Regions from separate parts of the Homo sapiens genome. Here regions 1 and 2 are each linked to region 3. Evidence: chromatin loops called from intact Hi-C (ENCODE). Cell type or tissue: psoas muscle. All regions are shown on one strand.

Region 1 (8,000 bases), 110 kb after region 3:
ATCCATCTGATTCCTGAGTTTGGGATTGCAAAGGAGCCATCAGGAAATGTGTCAGGACCAAGTGTTTCTGAGTGCAAATAGTGGGAGACTAGGCAGTGAGTGGTCTGTGCCCCCTCAACCCTGGGGGATCCTGGAGCAGGCCCCTGGGCTGAGTCCCCAGTGGGCCTATGTGTCCCACTCAGGGAGCAGCTCTTCCCTCGCAAGCCTCAACCCACTCGGCGTCTTAGAATTGTGATGTTACTCAAGACGGCTTCAAGTCTATATCCCTTGAATTATCATGGCTTCAAGGGTATATAGTCCGTCAGACTGAACCCTTTGAAATTGCCCATATTCATTCATTTCGATGCTTACTAGCAACTTCACATAGTTCAGCCTAGGTTTTTACCGATCTGGAAACTGAGTCTGGTTGAGGCAACATGGCCCACTAAGGCTGTGGGCTGTGGGGCTGCAGGTGCTTGGGTTTCACCTGGGGCTAGAGGCGTACCTGGCTTGGATCCCCCTGTGTGAGTTATCCATCCTAAAAGGGCTCTCAGGTAAAAGCTGGAGGCATCACAGAGAGATACGATGGCTGTCAGGTTAGGATGGTAGAAAGATATGATCCTTACTGAGTGCCTACACATTGTAACATTGCTGAAATAATAAAACACAAACAACCTCCCAAAAAGACAGTCCTGGTGTTTCTGCCAGAACCTTTCCTCCCTTGGCCGTTCGGGTGCCTGCAACCCGGGAAGGCAGCCTCTGCCCTGAACACCTGCTGCCCTCCCAGACGCCATTCCCAGTGCCAGGTGGGGAATGAGACGGGGTCTATCTAGATCAGAGGTCTAGTTTTCTATCCTCACATATTCTTCTGTATAGTTTTCTAGCTTCACAGGTTCTTCGTCAAGGGCCAGATGGTAAACACTGCAGATGTTGCAGTCCTGCTGTGTCTGTGGTGACCACGTCCTCTGCCTTCACGGTGGAAGCGTGGCCACACACTGTATGTAGATGAATGGGCCGGTGTCCCAGTAAACCCCTACTTGTGGACACTGAAATTTAAATTTCGTACAATTTTCGTAGGTCATGAAATAGTCTTCTGATTTCTTTTTCAACCATTTCAAAATGTGACAACATTCACAGCTCTAAGACTACACAAATTAGCCGCAGGCGCAGTTTGCCAGCCCTGACAGAGATGATGCCTAGCGCCAAGCCTATGGGGCTAGGCCTGGGGCTCCAGAGTGGACAGGGCTCTCTGCAGAACCCGCAGCTACTGACTTCTGCTAACCAGTGAGAACGGAAGTCGCATGTACACCTGCTGTTAGCATCACAAGAGCTGGGTGTTCTGCACAGGGGTGACGTTCAGAACACTCAGCAGTGGGCATGGATTCCGGCTACGCATGCCCAGGACAGCCAGGCCCTGCCTTCTATGTTTCCCCAAGCGCTACATGTGTGTAGTCTCAGTGAACCTTCCCACGAACCCTATGAAATCAGTTATCCTCGTTTTACAGATGAGGAAACCGAGGTTTTGTAAAAGGCTAGGTAACTGGCCCAAGATCACACAGCTAGTTAGTGGCCAAGCCAGAGATTCAGCTGAGGACTTTCTGACCTCATGGCCCACGCCCTGAGCTACCTCTCTGTAGGGTGCGCAGTCAGCAGCACCCCCAGTCCTGTGTAGTCACAGGGCCTATTATCAGCTTGTGGACATCGTGGGACATGTCACAGCTCCTCCAGGGGCTGCACCATTGTTGGGTCCTGCAGATCCATCAGCACTGCCATGCCAGTCCCAGCCCCTACAGCCACACCCACAGGGAGAAGTGCCTTCCCCTCTACAGGGCCCCAGGCCCTTGGGGGACTGGGTTCACACTGCACACCACACTGTGCAAACATACACTCACCACACATACACCATACAAACACATACCCCACATACATCATACAAACACACACACCACACATACACCATACATACAAACATACACATACACCACAGATACATCATATAAACACACATACCCCACATACATCATACAAAACACATACACCACACATACGCCATGCAAACACACACACCACACATATATCATATAAACACTCACACATTACACATACAGCATATACACACGCACCACACACACTGCAAACACACACCCCACGTACACCATAGAAACACACACCATGCACACCATGCAAATATACGTACACCATACAAACACACCCCACATACGTCATACAAACAGACACATGCCACACACTGCAAACACACATGGTACAGACACCACACACACCACACATACATCATGCAAACACAGACTACACACATGTGCAAACACACTCCACATACACTATACATACAAACACATACCCCACATACACCATACAAACACATACCTCACACACACCATTGCATACCCACACCCTTCACACACCATACACATACATACCATACACACTGCACACACCCCACACACAATACACACAAACCACACACACTGCAAACNCACACCCCACACATGCTGCAAACACACACCATACACACACATATTATACAAACACATCACACACCATACACACACCACACACCATACATACACACCATAAACACACACCATATACATTATGCAGACACACACACTGCACACCAAACATGCACTGCACACACACCAGGCAAACACACATAACACACAGATACACACACTATACACAAATTGTACATCAAGCAACCACATAATACAAACACATATTCAGACACACAACACACACCCACCTTCTCTTTCCTTCTCTCCTCCTCCTCCACTTCCTCCACCTCTCATCCTCTCCTAAGGAGTCTCCTCCGCATCAGAACCTCCCTTCATGGGACCAACACCTGCTGCCTGTGTTTTCCGGATGGGTCCTGGCCCTTGTCTGGAGTCACAGAGTTGGTCTGCCGGCTCGTGAGAATGACAGACTTTGGGATAGTTCAAAGCTGTTCTCATGTCTCCCCTAGGATCCTTCTTCCCCAGACCCCTCAACTTTATCTTCAAAGACATGACTTCCAGACACCTCAATAAAAAGTATTGAAAGACCCTGTTTCTATAAAGTCATGGGCATCTCTGATGAATTAGAAAATTCAGAGACTCACTCCCGTTCTCTGAGTGTTCCATCTAATCAGGGGTCATTGTACCCAGAGACTCTTTGGTGGCTCCTTGCACCCAAGCACTCTGTAGCACTCATTAAAGAGAAGTGTTTCCAAAAAACAGCCTGAAACCAAACTGCTCATGAGCCCCAGAAGTGCCCCCTCCCCTCAACATGGTAGCCACAGGCTGCCTGGTATCCTGGGGAGCCCTAGCAGGTCGGAGCTGAGGGCATGACTGGGAAAATGCTGACTCCTCGGGCTGGGACAGCACCAGAGAGCACTTGGACTTGGGCCCTGCAGACTTGTGAGTAAAACTTACTTCCAGGCTTACTTTGGAGGAGGAGCTGCTGGGCTGCGCCCTGTGCAGAGGTGAGAGTCCCTGCAGTGGGGCCAGAACACTCAGCTGCCAAGCACTCCTGGAGGGCCTCAGGTGTGCAAGGCCCACCTGTGATCATGAAAGTGGGAATGCAGGCAGCAGGGCAGTATGGGCTGTCAGGGTCAAGGTTTCCACCCCAAAATGCCAAGGAGGAATGGGCAGTGTTGCTGCCTGCATTTCTTGGGCCTTTCCTGTGCCCAGACTCCTCCAGATCTCAACCATCTCTTTCAAGACTCTGGAAAGAGAGCGGGCGCTGCTCTCCTCTCCACTCTCAGAGGAAGGACATTCAAGTAGAAGGTGCTGCAGAGGGAGCTCCTCTGAGAAAGGACTAGGGGAGTGTACTGTGAGCAGCAATCTGGGGCCGGGTCAGCGAGGCTGGCAGGCTCAGCTGCCCTGCCCCAGCAGCTGGCAGGCAGCAGGCCAGTCTCGTAAGTAGACTTATGAGCCAAGCCCACGAGCCTGGGGTGTAAGTCACCTAGAGGGCCATGCCCCGTTCCTTCCAAGAGGACCTCATCTTTAGGTGTCTGGCATATTCTTGTCCTGCGGACTATGTGCAGAGGGAGCTGAATTTCCAGAAGTTGCTTGTGGAACTCAGAATACGGGTGTGGTCATGGGAAATGCAGGCAGCAAATGCACATGGCATCAGGTTAGAACCGTCTAATGCCCCAGTTCCCCAGCTACACCAACCCTGGTCTGTTCTGGTGCAGGGCCAGGCAAGCTGAGTTCTGGGACCAGCCCCTCCTGCCCACTGGATGCCTGCCTCCTGGCTCTTCTGCACCTTGGCAGTATCAAGTATCGTAGAGAGGCTTTGAGTAGACAGACACTCTGGGCCACCTACCGGCCATTTCATCCTGAATATCTTTCATTCCTTTTTTTTTTTTTTTTTTTTTTTTTTTTTTTTGAGACAAAGTCTCACTCTGTCTGCTGGAGTGTGCAGCGGTGCAATCTTGGCCCACTGCAACCTCCGCCTCCCAGATTTAAGCAATTCTTGTGCCCAGCTTCCCAAGTAGCTGGGATTGATTACAGGCGTCCACTGACATGCCTGGCTGATTTTTGTATTTTTAGTAGAGACGGGGTTTCGCCATGTTAGCCAGGCTGGTCTCAAACTCATGGCCACAAGTGATCCGCCCACCTCGGATTCCCAGAGTGCTGGGCGTGAGGCGTGAGCCACTGCACCTGGCCCCCTTTCTTCATTTTTATAGTCCTAGTTTCCACATACATAAAATGGGGATAATAATACATGTCTGGGTATAATACTTGTAAATCACCTAGATTAACACCAGAAAAAGTATGAGTGCACACTAAACACAACAATAATAATATATGCTATTGTGTCCAGAGTTGGTTCCTGGTGGGTTCGTGGTCTCACTGACTTCAAGAATTGAGCCACAGACCTTCGCGGTGAAGAGCAAAGGACAAAGCTTCCACATGGAAGGGGACCCACCGGGTTGCCCTGGGGTGGCCAGCTTTTATTCCCTTATTTGTCCCCTCCCATGTTCTGTTTTTGTCCTATCAGAACGCCCTTTTTTCCATCCTCCCTGTGATTGGCTACTTTTAGGATCCTGCTGATTGGTGCATTTTACAGAGTGCGGATTGGTGCATTTTACAGAGTGCTGATTGGCGCGTTTTACAGAGCACTAATTGCTGCATTTTATAATCCTCTTGCTAGCTACAGAGCGCTGATTGGTGCATTTTACAGAGTGCTGATTGGTGCATTTTACAATCCTCTTGCTAGCTACAGAGTGCTGATTGGTGCATTTTACACTCCTAGCTGCAGTGCTGATTGGTGCATTTTACAATCCTCTCATAAGAAAGAAAAGTTCTCCAAGTCCCCACTCGACCCAGGAAGTCCAGCTGGCTTCACCTTTCACTATGACCTCTCTAATAGTAACATATGCTGTGACATCTATGATAATAGTAAGTCAGTGAGGGTGAGGGCACCTGCAGCACGGCCTGGCCGACTCCTGCCCCTTTGACCTGCTTCTCCCCAGATGTTCACATCGGATCAGCTCATCCTCAGCTCTTGATGGCCTGTGAGTTATATGGCTTTGTTAGGATTTCAGCGTTCCTTGATCTGATCCATTATGTGTGTGGTGAGCAGAATAATGGCCCCCAAAGATGTCTATGCCCTAAACCCTAAAAACTCATGACTATGTTACCATACATGGCAAAGAGAAATCAGGTTGCAGATGGAATTAAAGTTGCTAACCAGCTGACTTTAAAATAAAGAGATTACCCGGGATTATCCAGGTGGGCCCTGTGTAATCACAAAGGGTCCTTATGAGTAGAAGAGAGAGGCAGAGGAGAAGGTCAGAGTGGCATGATGTGAGCACTCCCCTTTGAAGATGGAGGAAGAAGCCTCCAGAGAAGGGATGAAGGCAGCTTCTAGCAACTGGAAAGGCAAGGAAACAGCTTCTACCCTAGAGCCTGCAGGAGGAACCAGCCTTGCAGATGCCTTGATTTTGGCCCAGTGAGACCACGTTGGAGTTCTGATGGACGGAACTATAATATATTTTTATAGTATGATGCCACTACATTTATGGTCATTCGTTATAGCCATAAACAACTAATATGTGTGTTGATATTACAGTTTAGTGTCCAGGGTATAGAAGTATTCTTATCCCCAAGTTCCTAGCAGACACCACTCTGTTACCAGCACATTCCATGGACTCAGGGGCTCATTCGTCTTCCTGTGTTGGAGCAAGTGCTCTGAAAAGGCTACCACATGGAGGGCCACTTTGCAGACTCTGTTGTCAGGGAGGGAAGCAGACGACCCCCAAGGAAAGCAGAACATCCAAACCTCGCACACAGAGCTAATGGTAATAATAATGGAATGAGAATTCATTCTGATTTTGCCCATTTGGATTCCTTGAGCCCTGTGTCTGAAAATTAGCTGTGGTTGCCATAACCTTAATTATACTCAGCAGGGCAGAGTTGCTTGCTGATTTATGACGCACAGTTGTGACCTGGGAGTAGCTGTCATCCTCAGCTGCTGACACGGACACGACAACGGCGCTCTGTGTCTATAACGGGGAGTATCAATTACTTTCCTGCAGCAGGAAGAACAGCTCAGAGTCTTGGAATGATCTGGACAGAAACGTTAAACACTTGTCTCGTATAAATTCAGCCCACATCCATCTGGGCTCATTAAATCATTGAATTGCTCAGAAGCACCAAATTACATCTTTCTAACAAATTATATTTTTAAAGCTGCTTGTTTATTTCACATCTGGAAGTTGAGGCAAAAGCCAAAACTTGCATTCAAAGTCTGAGAAATCATCTCGCCCTTTGCCTTCCTTTCTTTCCTTGGGGAAGAGAGAGGAGGAGCAGGTGTTTGGAAGAGGTGGAGGATGGCAGAAGGCCACAGGTAGGATGGCGCTGATCCTGTGGGCCCTCGCAGCCTCAGTTTGTGTGTATGCTGTCTGATTTCACAGACCGCTGGCTGCATCCCGGCAGCCATCTGTCCTCCTTGAAGGAGGGCCAGCAGGAAGCCCTCACAGAGACGCTGAGCTGGGAGGAAGGAGGTGCCTCCGCCTGCCCTCCTTCCTTCCCGCCTGCATGTCCCTGAGAGCAGAGTCTGGTTCGCCGGCAGATAGCCCATGGGAACCAGTCCAACCATCGTGCACCCGTAGATGCTCTGAGACACTTAGAGTTGGCTGGTATTCGGGACTGCGACCCAGAACCTGGCCTGTTCTGCTTCCCCAGGAGTAGGAACACTGCACCCCCAAGTCAGCCTCAGGAGCCCATCCTCCATGCCTCCTCCTCTTGCCAGCCTGGTGCAAGCTGGGCCTGTGTGCCCAGGGGCTGTGCACTCCATAGGACTGGGCCTTGGTCTCCTGTCTGCACATTTTTCCTGAGCCTGGCACCAAGCCAAACTGCCCCAAAGCCATGGCTTCTGCGCCCCAGGCTCTGTGAACACGTGGGGTGGGGAAGGGCAAAGGCTTCCTCCCTGAGCATGCACTCAGCTCGATTTTCAGACACCAATGTGCAAGCATTCCCTCCCAGAGCTGCTGAAAATCCACATTCCCTAGTTCATTCCCCCTAAGTAGTATCAAGTAGGTCCAGGATGGGCCCAGGGAACTGTGGGGGGTCCTGAAGTATGTGAGCCACACTTGGAGCAGGTGTGCAGTAATCCCTGTGGCGATGGGGCTTGCAGACTGGTGCAGGAGGCAGGATGGGTTGGGTAAACAGGTGAATGGCTGGGCAGTGGAAGATGGTAAGAGCTGGGAAAGGGCAGGCCCGGCGTGGCCACACAGGGAAGGGCGTTCTGGGCAGAGGGAGCAGCATATGGAGGAGCCCTGAGGTGGGTGCACCTGGGGTCGCTAGGGCGCGGCAGGGCAGAGCTGGTGGAGTGGGAAGGGCGCAGTGTGGAGGGCCTGGGAATGCTGGGGCGTTTAGACTGTGGCCCCTCCTCTGAGAGGGATGGGGACTGCTGGAGCCCTCTGAGCCTTTGCCCAAAAGGAGCCTCAGCTGTGAGGCAACTCAGTCCAAGCAGGGTGAAAGCAGGAGGCCCAGAGTGGGCAGCCGCCAGGACCA
Region 2 (8,000 bases), 55 kb after region 3:
GTTTGTTATGAGGAGTGAGCTGGGGAGGGTGTGTGAGGCCTCTGTAAACTGCAGAGCCCCCATAGACTCTAGTGGGTCTTTTTAGGTTGGGTTCCTCCAAAGACAACCTCCCCCCAGGAATGCCGGCCGGTCCCCTATCCCCAGGAGGGCTCCCACTGACACTGGCCCCATGCTTTGCCCGCAGGTACCTGGCGCTCTACGCCTACAAGCCCCAGAAGAGTGACGAGCTGGAGCTGCACAAGGGAGAGATGTACCGGGTCCTCGAGAAGTGTCAGGATGGCTGGTTCAAGGGGGCGTCTCTGAGGACCGGGGTCTCTGGGGTGTTCCCCGGAAACTACGTGACACCCGTTTCCAGGTGAGGGCATGGTGGTGGCAGCCTGGGCAAGGAGAGGGCAAGGGCCTGCACGCCTTACCGCTGTTGTTACTGCTGGAGGCTACTCTGTCAGCCGGGCCCAGAAGGCAGCAAGGCCACCAGTGCCCAGGGTTCAGCCCCCACTGGCGTCCCCAGGCCCACATTTCACCTTCTGAGCTGGGTTTGCACTCAACTCCTTGGCTGTCCTCAGCAGACATTGGCCACCAAGGGGAGAAGAATGGGATCAGGAGGAGCAGGGACAGGAAAGTCACCAGAATGAGGTCTCAAGTGTGAATGTGTGTTTGTGTGAGGACAGTGTGTGCACATATATACAGTGTGTTCAGCGTGTATGCTATGCGTGTGCAGTGTGTGCACGCTTCTGTGTGCTTGTGTGCATGGTATTTGTGCATGTGTGCAGAGTATGTGCAGTGTGCGTGCCTGTGCACGTGCGTATGCATACTGTAAGCACAAGGTGTGTGCGTGTGTGCATAATGTAGGTACAGCATGTGTGTATGCAGTGTGTATGCATGTGTGTGCAGTGTGTGTCATCATATATAGACGTGTGATATGTAAAACACTATATACATATATGCAAAGGAAAAATGATATCTTCCCAAAGGTCAACGATTGTTGAGTGGTCGCATTGTGGTAATATATTTTTTTCTTTGTGTTGTCAGTGTTTAATAAGTTCTCAGTTCTACTACTTTTATCAAATAGAATATGTAATTTTAGAGTCACTGAAGAGACAAGGGGGTTGTCTGGGAATTTTTCGCTGAGATGAGGATCCACAGCTTGGTGATATCAGTCAGCCTCACTCACAGAAGCCCCTCGTGGGCACGGCCCTGTGTTGACACTGCAGGACACACACACAGAAGCGAAAGACGTGGCCTTGGGTTTCTCCTGTCTTTGGAACAAGGCTACAGTGGAAATAAATAACCTGTAGACCCTGCATTGATTGCTGGGCTGATTGCTACTTGCAGAGTGGTCTCGGGACACATGCGGTGTTGACTTGAGCAGCTCTAGTTCGCAAGGCAATCTTCAGCCAGGGCCTCTCTCGAGGTGCCCAGAAGCGGGGGCTAAGGGATGATGGAGTTGCCCAAAGCCTGAAAGGTCTGCAGGCACAAGGCTGAAGGGGCAGTTAGAGATCCTTCGCTCAGGTGATGCTCAGCAGGGAAAAGCTTGAGAAGCAAACTGCAGAGGGGCTTCAGGAAATGCACCCCCTCAAACCCAGCCACCTGGTCAGAGGGGTGGCTACTTAGAGGGTGAGCTGCCCACAGCCTCCTGCGGCTTCTTCAGTGGTGTGGGGTGACTTGCCCAGTGTGCGCAGCCCCGAAGAAGGTCTCTGGTCTGGATTTCCCATGCCAGTAGGAACAGGTTGGCTCTCTCAGCCTGCAACCGGCCTGTGCTTGAAGCCCCTGGCCTGGAGTTGGGCTCACCTGTCGTGTCATCAGATGGCTCTTCCAGGAAAGCACAGGTCACCCCTCTAGGTTAGGGGACTCCCTGACCAGCTGGCACCCTCCAGGAAGGCGCAGCCTGAGATGGCGGGTGTCCACACCTCTGGGCTCGCCCGCCCTGCTGGGGGACATCACTCTGTCACACGCCCTACTGTTATATGAGGAGGCAGGTTCTTCCTCCATGCAGCAGGTTAGAGCAGCAGCTTCTGAGGGAGGCCATCGGCTTCCCAGTTTCCAGTTTCTCTCCTCTGATTCTTCCTTTATCTTTACCTGAGAACTTCCGCAGACCTTCAGAGATGTAAAGCCTGCGGTTGAAATCCAGCTTCCTTGCGTAGCATTGGGACATCGCCTGGCCGGGCAACTCCTGACGTGTGTCAGTCAGTGTCACCACAGGGAGCTCTCTTAGGCGCCTCCCACCCCCACAACACTGGACTGCCTTCCACCCTCTTCCTGCTTCTGAGTTAAATCCCTGAATATCCTTCAAGAGCTGGGTCCTAAGTCCACTTGCTATATGAAGCCTTGCCTGGAGGCCCTCATCCTTGCCTGTGCTGTAGTCGGGATGGACAGCTCTGCCCACGGTGTCATCCCAAGCAGCCCACTGGCAAGTTCTACAGGCATTCAGGATCCCCCCTCACAGGCCAGTCCCTGGGCCGCAATAGCCATCTCCAGCCTTGTTTACCTGGCTCCTTGCATACCATGTTCATATACGAGGTGCTCAATAAATGCAGATCGAATCAATAAAAGAAATCTAGTTGTTCTGATCAAAATGTCTCCTCAAGAACTGTCTTCTCCTGCTGCCAGGGAGTTTGTTATGGGAAGATCCTCCAGCTCCTGACACTGGAGCACTTAGAGTGGCCCGGTCCCCTCCCTCTACCTCTGCTGTGCACCTCATGGTTGCTCACTCTCCTCAAGCCCTCTTGGTCTGTGTTTTCCAAAGAATGGCAGAGCCAGGAATAAACATTAAGGAAAAGCCACTCCAAATCTAGCCCCGGTAACTGCAGTGTCAGGAGGTCATTGAGTGTCCTCTCCGGTTCCTTAGAGAAGGAACTGCGCCCGGGTCGGCTGCCCCCAGGTCAGTATGTTGAAGGCCATGGGTCCCTCAGTCCAATCCATAGCTCAGCACAAAACAGGAAATCTGGCCTCGGTCTTTATCCCCAGAAGTGGAAGACACCTGTCCCCCTCCAAAGCTGTGCCCCCAGGACTTATACTTTCTTGATCCCTACTGGGTTCAGGACAATTGCCAAAGCCACACAGCAGAAGGCTTATCTGGCAGTGATTGGAGGGTAGGCGAAGGCCTACTCCTTCCTGCATAGACCTGGATCCACCACCTGTGTTTGCCCCCATCGTGCTAGGAGGCCCTGAAGTGCTGGTGGGCTCTCGGGGCTGGGAGTATAGTGCTCAGAGCTGAGCATTGTGAGTCCATTTAAAAACCTGGTGTGGGAGCAGGTATGTGGCTCTTCCCGTGAGGGCACGCACTAAGGAAGTAGGACTAGCCAAGGGTATCTCTGCCATCCTGCCATGAGGGCAGAGGGAAAGGGTTTTCTGCTGTCATGAGAGGCAGATGTGTGTCTGTATCTGTTGTGTTCAGACTTGTCAATATCACCTTGCAAATTAGTGACTCATCATTTGTGAGCCCACTTTATTTAGTTTTTAAAAATGATTTCCTCGGGGAAAAGTGAGCTCAACAGATGATAGAAAATGGGATTTTTAAATTCATGGTTTTGGCTGACCTGCTAACAAGCTTGATTGCTGGGTGAAGTTCAGCACAGCTCTGAGGGCTGGGGAAGGAGGACACCACCCAGGGTCCCCTAGCAGGTGAGTCCTTTTCCAAGAGGCCCCTCTCCTCTCAGCTGCTGTGCAGAAACCCTCACTCTGTGTTGCCGGGAGCTTCCCTGCTAGAGGTCGTGCCCAGTGATACCAGCCACAGGGAGATGGCTGGACCAGGCACAGGAGACGGGGCAGGCAGCCTGTTCTCCCACCTGTGGCTTCTTGGTGTGTCTTGAAATAAGATCCTGAAGGGACAGAAACAGGAATTTACCCAGCTCTTGGACAAATGGAAGACATTTAATTCCCCTGAAACTGAATCCACAGAAGCTTCCAAACCCCTAACTCTGCCATATTTCACATCGCTGCCTCCAGGACATGGATTAATTGCAAATACACAGAGGGAAAGCGTGAAAAGCCCCATTTCCAGAGTGTTCCTCTTGTGTGAGCTGATGTCATCTGGAAACTTCGGAGTGAAAGGGCATCTATTTCTGGTATGGAACTGCAAGCTCCCAGACATTCTCAGAAGGATGTCGTGCTGTGTGTGCCCTTTCCCAGCAGCCAGCAGATGCGAGGTGGCAGTCGTGCCCAGAGGGGGCCCGCGTCCTTGCCATCCTTTCCCCAATGTGCTGGATGTGTCAAGGCCTCGCGGGACATGACTGAGTCATCTGTTCTTTCTGGATGTATCTGGAGACACACAGCTGTTTGTAAGAACAAATTAAGGCAGTAGCTGTGGTATAAAAGATTTCGTTCAGCTCATTCCTCTGTTTCTCAGGGCGGCTTTGCTATCTCTTAAATATTTCACACTGACAGTTTGCACCCCATGAAGGTTTTGTAAACAGGGCCCTTCTGCCCAGTGACGGGCATTGTTTTAGGACCTCGTCCCCAGATCAGTTGGCCTTCATCTCTTAAAGCCAGCAGGTCAGAGCGAGGCTCTGCCAGAGGCCCACATGGCACGAATGCCTCTGAGCCTCTCATCAGAATTCCTTCTGCTTTCTCTCCACAGGGTGCCTGCAGGAGGGGCAGGGCCGCCCCGGAATAATGTAGTCGGAGGGTCTCCACTGGCCAAAGGGATAACCACAACCATGCACCCAGGCAGTGGGAGTCTGAGCAGCCTGGCCACTGCCACCAGGCCCGCCCTGCCCATCACCACTCCCCAGGCCCACGCCCAGCACCCCACAGCCTCGCCCCCAACAGGCAGCTGTCTACGGCACTCAGCCCAGCCAACGGCCAGCCAAGCCCGGAGCACCATTTCAACAGGTACCTTCACAGGGGCCTCACCCTGCAGGGCATCAACAAGGGGGCTTCCTGGGACATGCTTGTGAGACACATCTTGGCCCAAGGCTCCAGCAGTGCATGTGTGGCTGGTGGCAGCTTCATGGCAGCTGGAGAAACTTAAGGAAAACCGGTTTGGCCCCAGAATGTTGTGAGATGAAAAGAAATTATGGGGTGGGCCTTAAAGGCATAAAGAAGGTAAGCACATCTTGTCATGCTCGTGAACGTCTGATCTCCAGGAAGTTCACTTGCCTTATCATGTTACCCATCCTGGCAGCTGAAGTAAATTTACAAATATTTACACATTTCATTGTGGCAAGAGGGCCTCATAGACTAATAAGATTAACACCGGCACTTTCAAATGCCTCCCCCATGAATGATTGTGGGCCGGCCACGTGGGTCTTCCATCTGCCGGGCCCTGCAGGGCTTCCCAGCTAGGCGGCATCTCACAGGACAGGGCTGGGGTGAGACTCGGGCCCAGGCTCTTCCCTTTCTGAAGTGCTCTGAGGCAGGAGGAATGACAGCTGTTGATCCTTCGCCTTCATGGCAGCTGGAGAAACTTAAGGAAAACCGGTTTGGCCCCAGGATGTTGTGAGATGAAAAGAAATTATGGGGTGGGCCTTAAAGGCATAAAGAAGGTAAGCACATCTTGGTTGGTGGCTTAGTGTTGAGCTAATAAGAACTGCTGATGCTGGATTCGCAGGATGATCTGGGAGCCCATGCCACGGCGTCTTCCACCACGGTGGAGCCAGTGATGCTGACATGATGCCAAGTACCCCAGGACAAGAGGGGATAACACAGAATCTCTCTTCCCACCCCAACCCTGTCCTCTCAGAAATCATCTGTTTTTCTCAAAGTGAGGCTTAAAGGGCAAAAATAATGTAAATTCATGGAAGCAATAAAATATACTATTTCTTAGACTAACGAACACGATGACCCATTAGAAGTGTCCAGAAAGCAGCTTCTCAAGTGTGGAAAGAGGAGACAACACTTAGGTCAGCAGAGGCCATATTTCCTTCCTTATCTTAGCTGATGGGACAAGGGGTGGGAGGTAAGTGTCTGTCATCCACTTGCCCACCCAAGTGGGTGCAGGGTAGACTTCAGGTATCCAGTGCCCAGCATCGTCACTGGGTGCAGGTGGACTTTGAGTGCCTGGTGTCTGGCACCATCAGCAGGTATAGGGTGAACTTTGGGTGCCCAATGTCTGGCACCATCAGTGGGTGCAGGTGGACTTCAGGTGCCCAGTGTTCAGCCTTGTGCTGGTGGTGTACCTGTCAAGCAGTGGGTAATTTAGCACTAGGAAAGCTTCATGGGTGGTCTGAGGACTACCCTGGTGTCAGAGCCTTCAAGACCTACTCTGCCATCTCAGATTCTGTAAGTCTCTACTAGTATCTTTTTTACTTAAATCAGCTAAGAATGATTCTTGGTTTTCACACCCCTGGCTCCAGGGCCCTGGGAAAGAATCTGCAGCAATATTACCTGGTGCCCAAGCCCACCCTGCAACCCATGACCTTCTGATCAGCCGTCCTTCAGCATGGTTTACGTGGATCTGTGTTTTCTGGTAGCCTCTAGCTGGGGATACAGTCATTGCAGTTGGCAAGTGATCTGGTGATCTGAAGTTGTGCTCCCTGACTGGTCAGAGGCAGCCAATATGCTGATCTGTTTGGCCACTGGAGCACCCAGGCAGGACCAGGGGAGCAAAAGTCCCAGGCCAGGTCCCTTCTGGTTATAAACATCTCATCCAATCAGCCCGGTGTTCTGTACAAATGTTTCCACATGCACCAGCACTAGAAAGGGTGAGTGGCCCCACTCATCACGGTGAGTCAGCATCCCAGTGCAGTGGCCCTGGGTTGTCTGCCCAGAATAGCCAGTATAATGGTCTTTCCACACCAAGCCTTGCTAGAAACGTTCCCAATTCAAAGAAGAAATGGAGCCCTGCCAGTCACTTCTCCCTCTGTGGAATAACAAGCAGGATCAAAAGAAATTGGCAAGGCTGTGGGGCAGTGCAACATTGTGTCTCAGTCCTCCATCACCATAGTAACCATGAGGGTGCCACGAGCATTCTCTTCCATCAGTTTAATGTTACACACGGGGAGAGTGAGGCACGGGATGGTTAAACGGCTCCCCAGTGCATCCCAGCCCAGCACTTGTCCCCACGCTATTGCTGTCACAGCCAGGTTAAAGAATGACTCCTACTGAGCCATATCAGTAAATTAAATGCCACTGAGTTCCTGCGGCATTTTCCACTTCATTCTGCATTTAGAGAGAGAAAAAACACTGTTGACAGTCCAAGTAATGGATTGTTCCCTGCAGTAATTGCCCATTTCAGCAGACCCCAACCCCGATGGGTGGGAGGCATTTCATCAATGTTCTCATCTCGAGCCAAAGTCAGGCAGTTTGACAAAGGCTTAATTGCATTGGCCATAGCATCCAATATGATTTGTTCTACTTGATTAATGTAACTCCTTTCCCAAAGGCAGAGCACCCCCTGTAAAGTGCCAGTGTTCCTTGCACACTCCTGTCTGTGCTTAGCAGGAGTAAGAGCCCAGCATAGCCATGAATTCATCAGCAAAAAAGCACCGAGAAGGAGCTAGATACAGGCAAGGCACCCTGCAGGGGTCTGGAAACAGAGGAAAACCAGACAAGCCCCATTTCCACCCCGGTTAGAGAGAATGACTAGAAAACAAAGTTCTGTGGTGGGTTTGCTAAAGGGCTGCAAAAGAGGCCTGCTTAGGTATTAAGAGAGTGTGGAGGAGGGAATTCATTCCGACTGGGGAGGAAAATAGGAGGGGGATTGGGAGTAGGGCATATGGAAAGTTTTCAAGAGGAGGTGATAATGCCTTGAATCTTAAAGGACAAATAGGAAGTGTCTGAGCAGACAAAAGAGAAAGGAGGTTCAGAGCAGAGGAACCAGCATGAGCAATGGCCTGGCAATGAGGAATAGCATAACTCTTGTTTTGGGGAACTTTATTTAGTTGTGACATGACTGAAGCAAAGCTATGGAAGAAGGAGAAGTCCAGTGTGTAGATGACAGTTCCCTGCAGAGGCATACTGTCCTTTAAATCTGAAAGGTGGGTAGAGCTCAGCATGCAGCAGTAGGAGAGTGTGGGAAGCACTCAGGAAGGGGAAGCATGGGGAGCTCTTGGGCCGCCGAG
Region 3 (8,000 bases):
GAACAGAGAGCCGCTCAGAGTCCGGGCTATTTTGCTGCCTTTGGATTTGGCTTGGGCTGAAAAAATAGGTGCCTTTCCCTGGGGGGAGGTCTAGAATTCAATCAGAGCTGTAACTGTTTATTCTTGGCGTTTCCCATTGATTGTCTGTTTCTAATTGAGCAGCTTTTCAGGGGCATGTGATGGGTGCACACTCCTCTCCACTTGGCTAATAAGAAGTGTGAAGCCTGAGGGTGCTGGACCTCCGTGGGCCAGCGGGGCGTTGGTCTGTGTGGGGAGATGCTGGAGCACGTGGTGAGCAATGGGTCACAGATGAGAGGTGGAGGTGGGGCCCAGCTGCTGATGATGAGCCTCCTAGTCATCCCAGTGTCTGCTAACCCAGAAAAAGGCCATAGCGTCAGTGGCTGTGGTAGGATAACCCTAGGATCCGGGGAAGAAGCAGAGCTGGAGGGGGCAGAAGATTCAGACTCTGTGACGCCAGACCCAAGCCTCTGTCTGCTGTCAGGATGCTTGTGCCTTAGTTGGTTGTTGAATTAATATGGTGTGGTGTTTGGGAAAATTGTGGATGGAATGCTGTTTATAGATCCTGGAAAAAATAATGGCAGCCAACATGAAAATCTTTATTTAGTGAAATAATATAATACCCAGAAAAATAGCAGGAGTTCCTGCTGATGGCCATTTCCCGTTTGAGAGTGCTTATCTTCAGCACAATGATGATAGCGTGCCTCATCAGACCACTGGGTTCTAAGCCTTGGTTGATGCAGCAACATCAAGCTCAGTTCCTCCTGCTCCTGTAGCACCGGTGCCTCCTTGTCACTTTATCTTTTACAAAGAGAGGCTATTATTTTGAACCTCTGCCTCTTAAGTATGCTCTTGAGACGTTTGGTGGTGACTTAAAGGCACAACGACAGCTCTCATTGGGAGCGGATAGCTCGGGCATTGTTGTTAATTGTGCACACTCCGCGTTCTGCACTACCTCAAAGTAGTGAGCAGCTCCGCCGTGTTGGATTTGCCATTTTACCTTGGTCTTGTGGGTTTTCGGCCCTTGCCTGGGCCAGGCGGGATGTGTTCAGGGAGGAAGAGGGGAAGGGTGTGACTTCCCATGAGAGCCACAAGGGAAGTATCCCAGGTGCTGAACTGAGGCTCCTCTCTCCTCCGCAGCACCTCCAGACCTGTCTGATCCTGTGGTCCGGGTGGGTTCACCCACCGGCTTGCACTCTGGGTCAGGGAGCTGGCTCATATTCACAGTCCTGGTCTCTGCCTTCCCTCCTCCTTCCAAAGACCCCCTCAGCTTCTCTAAGAGAAACCCAGCATGCCAAGAACCACATAGGCAGTGGGAGAGGGATGGAAGGATGGGGGCTCTAGTTCTCAACTCCCAGTTGACTTTATGCACCCCCACCTGAGACGGGGTTGGAACACCTCCGACTCTTAATCTTGCCTATGAACTAGAGGCTGCATGGGCTTATGGAGCTGTGTGATGCTTCTGAGGCACCCTCCTTTTTCTTTGCATGCCTGGTAATTTTCAGCTGGTTACTGACTTTGTGAATTTTACTGTTTGAGGTATTGGACATCTTGGCATTCCTGCAGATGTTCTTGAGCTTTGATTTTTGTTAAATTGCTTAGACTCAGTTTGGTGTTTTTGAGGCTCGCTTTGAGGCTTTGTTAGGCAGGGCCAGGGAAGCCTTTCATGTGGGGCTAATTTCTCTACTGCTGAGGCTATAACCTTCTCTACTCCATGCCCCATGACTTATGAGGCTTCCACTCTGGAAGTTGGAAATGAAAACTATTCCTGGCTTTATGTGACCTCAGAGATTGCTCTGCCTTCTCCTTGTGGGCAGTTCTTTCCCCAGTGCTGGATAGTTCCCTCATATGAATGCCCTGATCAGCTCTCAGCTGAAGACTCCAGGGGACTTTCTGCAGATCTCCAGGACTGTCTCTCTCTACAGCTCCCTCCTCTCCAGAACTCTGGCCTGCATCCTGTAGCCACTGTGGCTCCCCAGATCCAGAACTCTGTCTTCTCAATGCAGGGAGAGGCTAGAGAACCCAGAGACAGTAACAGAGCCCATGTTATGGGCTCCGCCGCTCTTGGTGATTGCTGTCCTGTGCGTTCTGCTGTCCCATATCTGCAAATCTTGTTTCACAGATTTGTTTTCAGTGTCTGGAGCAGGAGGGTAAAAATGTTACCCATCATTTCACCTTGGCTAAGCAGATGTTAGCCAGTGATGCTTTAGGAATTTTGAAATAAGGGTCAGAGGTTCCCCAGGGCTCAATCTCTCCAGCTTCAGTGCCAAAGTAATAATCCAGGACTTTTCCTTAGATGAGGAACTGGAAAACGCCTTTAAAGTCATGGTTTACCATGGAGATGGGTTACAACCAAACGCCAAAGCCCGTCCCGTGGTCCCACTCTCCAGGCGAGCCCCTCGCATGTTTGTTTCACTGCTGGTGTTCCCTACACTTCTGCTGACAGATGTGGCCGCTGCTTCTAAGAGTCAGGACACCCTGATGATGCCACATCAGAAGGGATGTGAAAGTATGAAGGAAAAATACTCAGGGATGTCTGCCAGGGAACGCTGGGGAAGATGCAGTTTTGTTTGAAGTTTCATTTTATTTTTCTTGCTTTTCGTCATCCTCTGTTTTTACAAGCTCCTGCCGCAGCGACAGCCTGTGGAAGGGATCCCCCAGCCTTAGTGTGGATGCCAATCCTGCTTGCATTTCTGTGTCAGTGTGGACTGTGCCTCCAGGAACACTTTGTAAAGCCCTCCTGCAGGTGAAGCCCGGTCATTGCCAAGAACACTGGGCAGGAAAGCCAGAAGCGAGGACCAGAAGGCAGGGACCAGGAAGCACCCAATGGCGTGTCTCCTGGAGTGTGATGTTGTGTCTATGTCTGAACAGAGTGGTCCAGGAGGCAAATTCTTAGACCTATCAGGGAGAATAAGCAGTGGTCTTGCCTTCACCAGTAACCCACTGTTTCCCTTACCTTTCAATTGGATTAACGACATAAAGAAATAAATGAGTGTAAAGAAATGAGACAAGACTACATAAGAGGGAGACTCCAGTCGCATTCATGGTTGGGGTCTGTACATTTTCTTGCCGGGATCTGACTGCCAAGGCGTGATCCACACATACATGGGTGTTCATTGTAGTTTGGGTTTGTTTGTCTCCAGCAAAAATAGGTAGGTGCCTAGGTACCGGCTCGCCCTGATTTCTCTCTTCTTAAGTCTTTTTGAGGTCTTCGTGAAATTAACATCTTATAATAGAATATCTTACATTCCATTGCTGCTGGGAGTCTTGTTGCTGTGATTGTTTTGTCTCCCTAAGCCCCTTTGAGGCCAGACCTGTAACTCACAGTTGCTTCCCTTCTGGGTCCTGGCACAGGGTGGGGCCCAGGTGCTAGCTACCCTGTGCACCTGTGCAATGTTATTGGGTTGTGGTTCAGTGTTTTACAGAGCTCATCAAGCATGGGGAATGCCCCACTGACCATCTCTAAATGGGTCTAAGCTGGGAAGCTTGCAGCAGTTCTTGTATATCTGTGGCAAGACAGCTTAGTAAGTTTTTGTGAAGCCCCTTGTCCTCGCTGCCAGCCTCCCTGGGAGCTTCTGTGGGGACAGTGAGTAGCCCTGACCGCAGCCTGAGTGGCTCAGTCATCACTGGGGCCACAGCCCACCTTAAATGTTGTCAGGGCCTGGCGAAGGGGCACATGGAGCCTTGTGCCATAGTTCCTGAGGTTTGATCTCACCCTGCCCACCTTAGCCAGGCAATCCCTGCCCACCAGGTGCCCCCCACCACCTGCATAGGCAGACATCAAACTTTTTAGATTCCTCCCAAGACCTCGATGCTGGAGAGCCAGACACTAATTCAGGGCCTTTGGAGGCCCCAGCAGGGCACGCACTGGTCCTCAGCACCAGTGCACTCAGCCTTGCCAGAAAGAAGCTGCATGCATGTAGACCAGCAGGAGTCGTTGCTGATTGCCGACTGTTTTGGTAACTAAAATGGACTACCTGTGTTGGCTTTAAGCAGTAGTTGTGAAATTGTGTGTCAGGAAGAGGGCTTCCTCCACGGGTCTACCAAGTGGTCTACCACTTGCTGAGTGCAGAGCCTTGTCCTGGTCTGGATGCGACGATGGAAGGCTTAAGTGAGTCATCTCCTGAAGAGACTACTCAGGACTGGAAGTGTGTCAGCCTAGGGGCAGCTGAACACCCAGGTGGCCCTGGAGCAGGCTGCTGGAGCGTCTGGCCTGCAGCCGGTGGAAGTAACTGAGCTCCAATCTTGTGTCCAGACTGCTTCTCCCCTAGGCTCCAGCTGTTTTTCTGCTTCTCCTGTCACTCATATGGACAGTGCACTTTCCACTGAGCAGGTCAATGGCGGGGTTACTTTTACACCTAACTTTAGCTCCTCTCTGGGCCCTGCTGGTCTCAGCACGCACACCCACCCAATCCTACGGAGACAGAGTTCTCACACCTACCCTCCGCAGGGCATCTTGGGCCATCCACGTCCACCTGCCCTCCCTTCAGCGTGGCCATCACGGTGCCCTGACTCAGCTTCCAGTCCCCCGGGCTTCCATGTTCTTGTCTTCCCTTTCACTTCTACCTTTCCTGCTTGAGTAAGTTAGGCTGTGGCTCGCAAACTTCAGTGAGCATTTGAGTGTTGTCAGAAGGCCCCCAGGATGGCTAAATAGTAGAAAGGACAGCTTTACTGGTGACATCAGTTTGCAAGCCAGGAATAGATAGTCTCTGACATGGAACGAAGGTGCTCTCGCTTCGCAGAAGGGGAAGGGCAGTTGGATTTTATGGCTCGCAGGGTCTGTGTTACATAGTAGAATCAGACATGTTTAGCAGGTTTGGGGGAAAGCTGTGCATGTTTATAAGGGGAGCTGAGTGCATGTGCAATGGGCAAACATGTACGTAACACACATCTCATGTCACTTTAGGGTGGGGTTTCAGCATTAAAATGAGGTGGAATTTGGCTCTTTCCATCAACAGGTGAACTATAGGACACAAAGACAGCCTGTGCACAGCCTCCATAAGTTGCTGAAACTGGCTTGAGGTCTGCAGTTGCTTATGAGAAAGGGGTGTTTGTAAGGGCTGTCCTCTGTCCCATCAGAGTTGCAGTGGTCTGGGTTATAAATCAGAGGGGTCTGATAGCACCTATTGTTAGGGAGTTTAGCAAGAGTGTGGCTTTCTTTGTAGCCCAGGAATTTAGGAAGTTACCATGCCAGCACATAGGTAACTTTGTTTCCTTAACCATAGGGTCTGTCTTAGTTGCTGAAGGGACATCTGTTTTGGTCTCAGATAACACAAGTCATTGGGAAAGCTGCAGGCCCAGCCCAGGGGAGAGTCTGCTGCAGTGGGGCTGACTCAGCCTGGGGCTGAGGCTGCCTGCACCAGGCCCACCTGCGCCCAGCCCACTGGCCACCCACCTCCCTCAGCAGCCCACCTCCTGACCCCCGACGTGGTTGGCCTTTCCTCAGTCCTCATCTGCATGAACTCTCCACACTTAGCACATGCCCTTCCGTCTTGCAGCTGTGTCCCCAGGCCTCAGCAATCTTAAAACAGCCCCTCTGTCACCCCACACAGAGCACCCCAGTCGTCTCCAGGACCTTCCTTTGGAACACCGAGCCCTGTCACATCTTCAAATCCTTCTGGTGCATTCTAACATCCGTCTGCCACTGAATCTTCAGAACAGCCTTAGGGGAAGAGGAAGGCTCCATTCTCCTGGCGAGAGATGCAGCCAAGCCCCATCCAGGGCCCGCAGCTGATGAGCAGTTCCATGCCAGAATTTGAAGTTAGCACCCCCAATGTTCTCTGCTTTCAGGATTCCTAGTGCAGAGACATTTGGCTGTTGGATTATGAACCCTGCCCCAATCTGACCTGCAGCTTCTCCTCCCACCATCTCATTCTATGGATTAATGTGTGGACCACGCTCTTCCAGGCCCATGCTCACTTCTTTCCTGAGTGTTCCAATCACAACACTCAGGACTTGAGAGTGTGTCTGAACCTGGAGATCGGCCTTAGGAAGTACCATCCACATTTAAAGAAGTTTGGAGGAAACCGGTGTCAGATTCCATGCAGCCCTGAGGGCGGGCCCTGGCTCCGAGGCACTTGTCCCCAGGCAGACCTTGTGAGTGCTTGCAGCTTTTCAGGCATGGAAGTGAAAGCATACTTAGCTGTGGAGAGATTTGGCACTGGGTGCCTGTAGGATGACAGCAGCACTTCTTGGCTGAGGTCCAGGGCTATGTTTGGTACAGAAGAAACCATGTCTGATTTTTCAGCTGGAACCAAGCACACCCATGTGGAGTCACTGGGGGGTCATGGGGGACCCCAAACATCTTTATTCCAGAGCAGCCCATCTTTGCAGGGAGATCTATCCTACAGGTCTCGGTTGCTGTTGCTGCCTCACCCTTAGTTCTAAGACTTGGCAATGGATTATGACCAAGGTTGACACTCTGGGCCAGTTGGAATCATTCTTCTCTTGTCTTCATGCTTCTCCTCCATGGTACCTTCTGTTAATACTTTCTGTTTCCAATGGATAGGGTGCAGGCTTCTGCGGGCTGAGGCACGTTTAAGATTCGGGTCCGGGAAATGCCCAAACCGTGTGTGTGCCCTGTGGGGTACTTTCTGTAACCACCTGAATTCCACCTGTGATGCAGAATGAGAAACAGCACTGATTCCAGCTTCATTTCGTTGCTGCTCAACCCCCGCAGAGGAGCTCAGAGCTACTCTCTGTTGCTTTTATAAACGCCTCCCAAATCCTTGAAAGTGAGAGCAATTAAGAGTCTTAGTTTGAAGCTCTTGGGACATCAGCCGCATTTTCCAGACGTCCTGTTTTCAGTGATCAGTCCGTCCTTATACCCTTTAAGTAATTTCTCATCCCTCAGCCCCTTCCACCCTACCACCCCGCTGAGTCTCCAGTGTCTGTTAGGTAGAAGGTTCTGATGACAGTCTAGAGGCTTCCTGGCTGCCACAAACAGTTCCTTCAGGGCTGGCCCCTCACAAATGAAGGCAGCCCATCCTTTCCATCTCTGCTTCCATCAGAGGACCACTTGCTCCTCCCACCCTTAGGTTTCTGTTGGTGGCTTAGCCTTTGGTGGAGAGAGCACATCCCACTGCTGGGCAGGGCAGTGCCCTCCCCACAGTTCCTTCCAGGCCGCCTGGGGTCCCACGTTCATCCAGTCCTTAAGCGCCGGCTGCGGGCCAGGCCCCGGGGATGCAGCCTGAATGAAGCAGAGGAGAACCCTGGAGACCACATCTGCCAGGGAGGACACAACAGCGAAGAAAAGCAAGTCTGGAGGGGATTCTACTCTCCGTGGAGAAAGTAACACCAGGAGAGGAGGAAGGACCTGGGAGGAGGGAACTGCAGTTTTCCTGTCAGCGCTCGGGACTTGGCAGGGAAAGCGGCCTTCGGGGAGGGGCAGGGAGGGAGCAGGTCCAGGGGTGGCCTGAGCTGGCCGAGGGACTCTAAGCCAGGGTGACCAAGCAGGCAGGTGGGAGGAGAGGGGTTGGGGTCAGAGGGGCAGTGGGAAAAGGGCTTCAGGGGTTCCCGCAGGTCACTCTGAGGACATTGGCATCTGCTCTGCATTTGGGTCTGGGGTCTCTCTTCCAGGCCCCTTCTCTGCCGAGTGCCCGCGACCTTGTGCCTGTGTCCATAGACTCCTCCTGACCACGTCCTTGTCATTCCTAAGCCCACCCCCGCTTTGCTGAGGTGAACTTTGATAGTGTAAAATGCATGTGGAGGGAGCCTTCTAGACTAAAAGTTTCGAGCTCTGGTCATAGGGAACCCACAGGGTCTTGGGCCCCTGGGGATGTGGGCAGAAGGCCTCAGGGTAACTCCAACCCGATGGTTCCCATGTGGCTTCTGAGGGTCCCACTTCCCCCACAGTTCATTCTCACACAGCCATGGAACCAGGAACCATTTACTTCACTATTGCTTAAAGCCACCAGTGGGGCCCATTGCTCTTAGAATAAATCTAGACTCCTCACTGCAGTCTACCCTGTGGGTCCACCCAG

Evidence for each region. Peaks named below come from ENCODE experiments on the same cell type or tissue, not always from the same donor. Only the 100,000 strongest peaks of a DNase experiment are listed, where the experiment ranks them.
Region 1: it touches region 3 in a loop (3-fold over the local background); 3 of 110 quality-filtered maps call a loop at or near these places.
Region 2: a loop joins it to region 3, with 2.2 times the contacts of the local background. A loop is called at or near these places in 5 of 110 quality-filtered maps.

Annotation. Positions count from the first base shown.
Region 1 is chr2:109,491,145-109,499,144 of GRCh38, forward strand. The region is part of intron 9 of SH3RF3 (SH3 domain containing ring finger 3); the gene reads left to right. It also overlaps a transcript of RANBP2 not described here. Among named protein-coding and RNA genes, the nearest start is that of SEPTIN10, 120 kb to the right of the region's middle. In psoas muscle, a CTCF peak has its summit at 4,301 (motif pointing left); DNase peaks (open chromatin) are centred at 3,877, 4,207 and 6,461; H3K4me3 peaks cover 658 bases; H3K27ac peaks cover 4,129 bases.
Region 2 is chr2:109,432,317-109,440,316 of GRCh38, forward strand. It overlaps SH3RF3 (SH3 domain containing ring finger 3), which reads left to right. Exons shown (of 10, transcript NM_001099289.3): 6 at 185-355; 7 at 4,577-4,830. It also overlaps a transcript of RANBP2 not described here. Among named protein-coding and RNA genes, the nearest start is that of MIR4266, 120 kb to the left of the region's middle. In psoas muscle, no CTCF peak of the experiment used is centred here; DNase peaks (open chromatin) are centred at 3,735, 4,175, 4,685 and 6,655; H3K4me3 peaks cover 666 bases; H3K27ac peaks cover 4,396 bases.
Region 3 is chr2:109,377,013-109,385,012 of GRCh38, forward strand. The region is part of intron 3 of SH3RF3 (SH3 domain containing ring finger 3); the gene reads left to right. It also overlaps a transcript of RANBP2 not described here. Among named protein-coding and RNA genes, the nearest start is that of MIR4266, 67 kb to the left of the region's middle. In psoas muscle, no CTCF peak of the experiment used is centred here; DNase peaks (open chromatin) are centred at 4,209, 6,149 and 7,439; H3K27ac peaks cover 3,093 bases.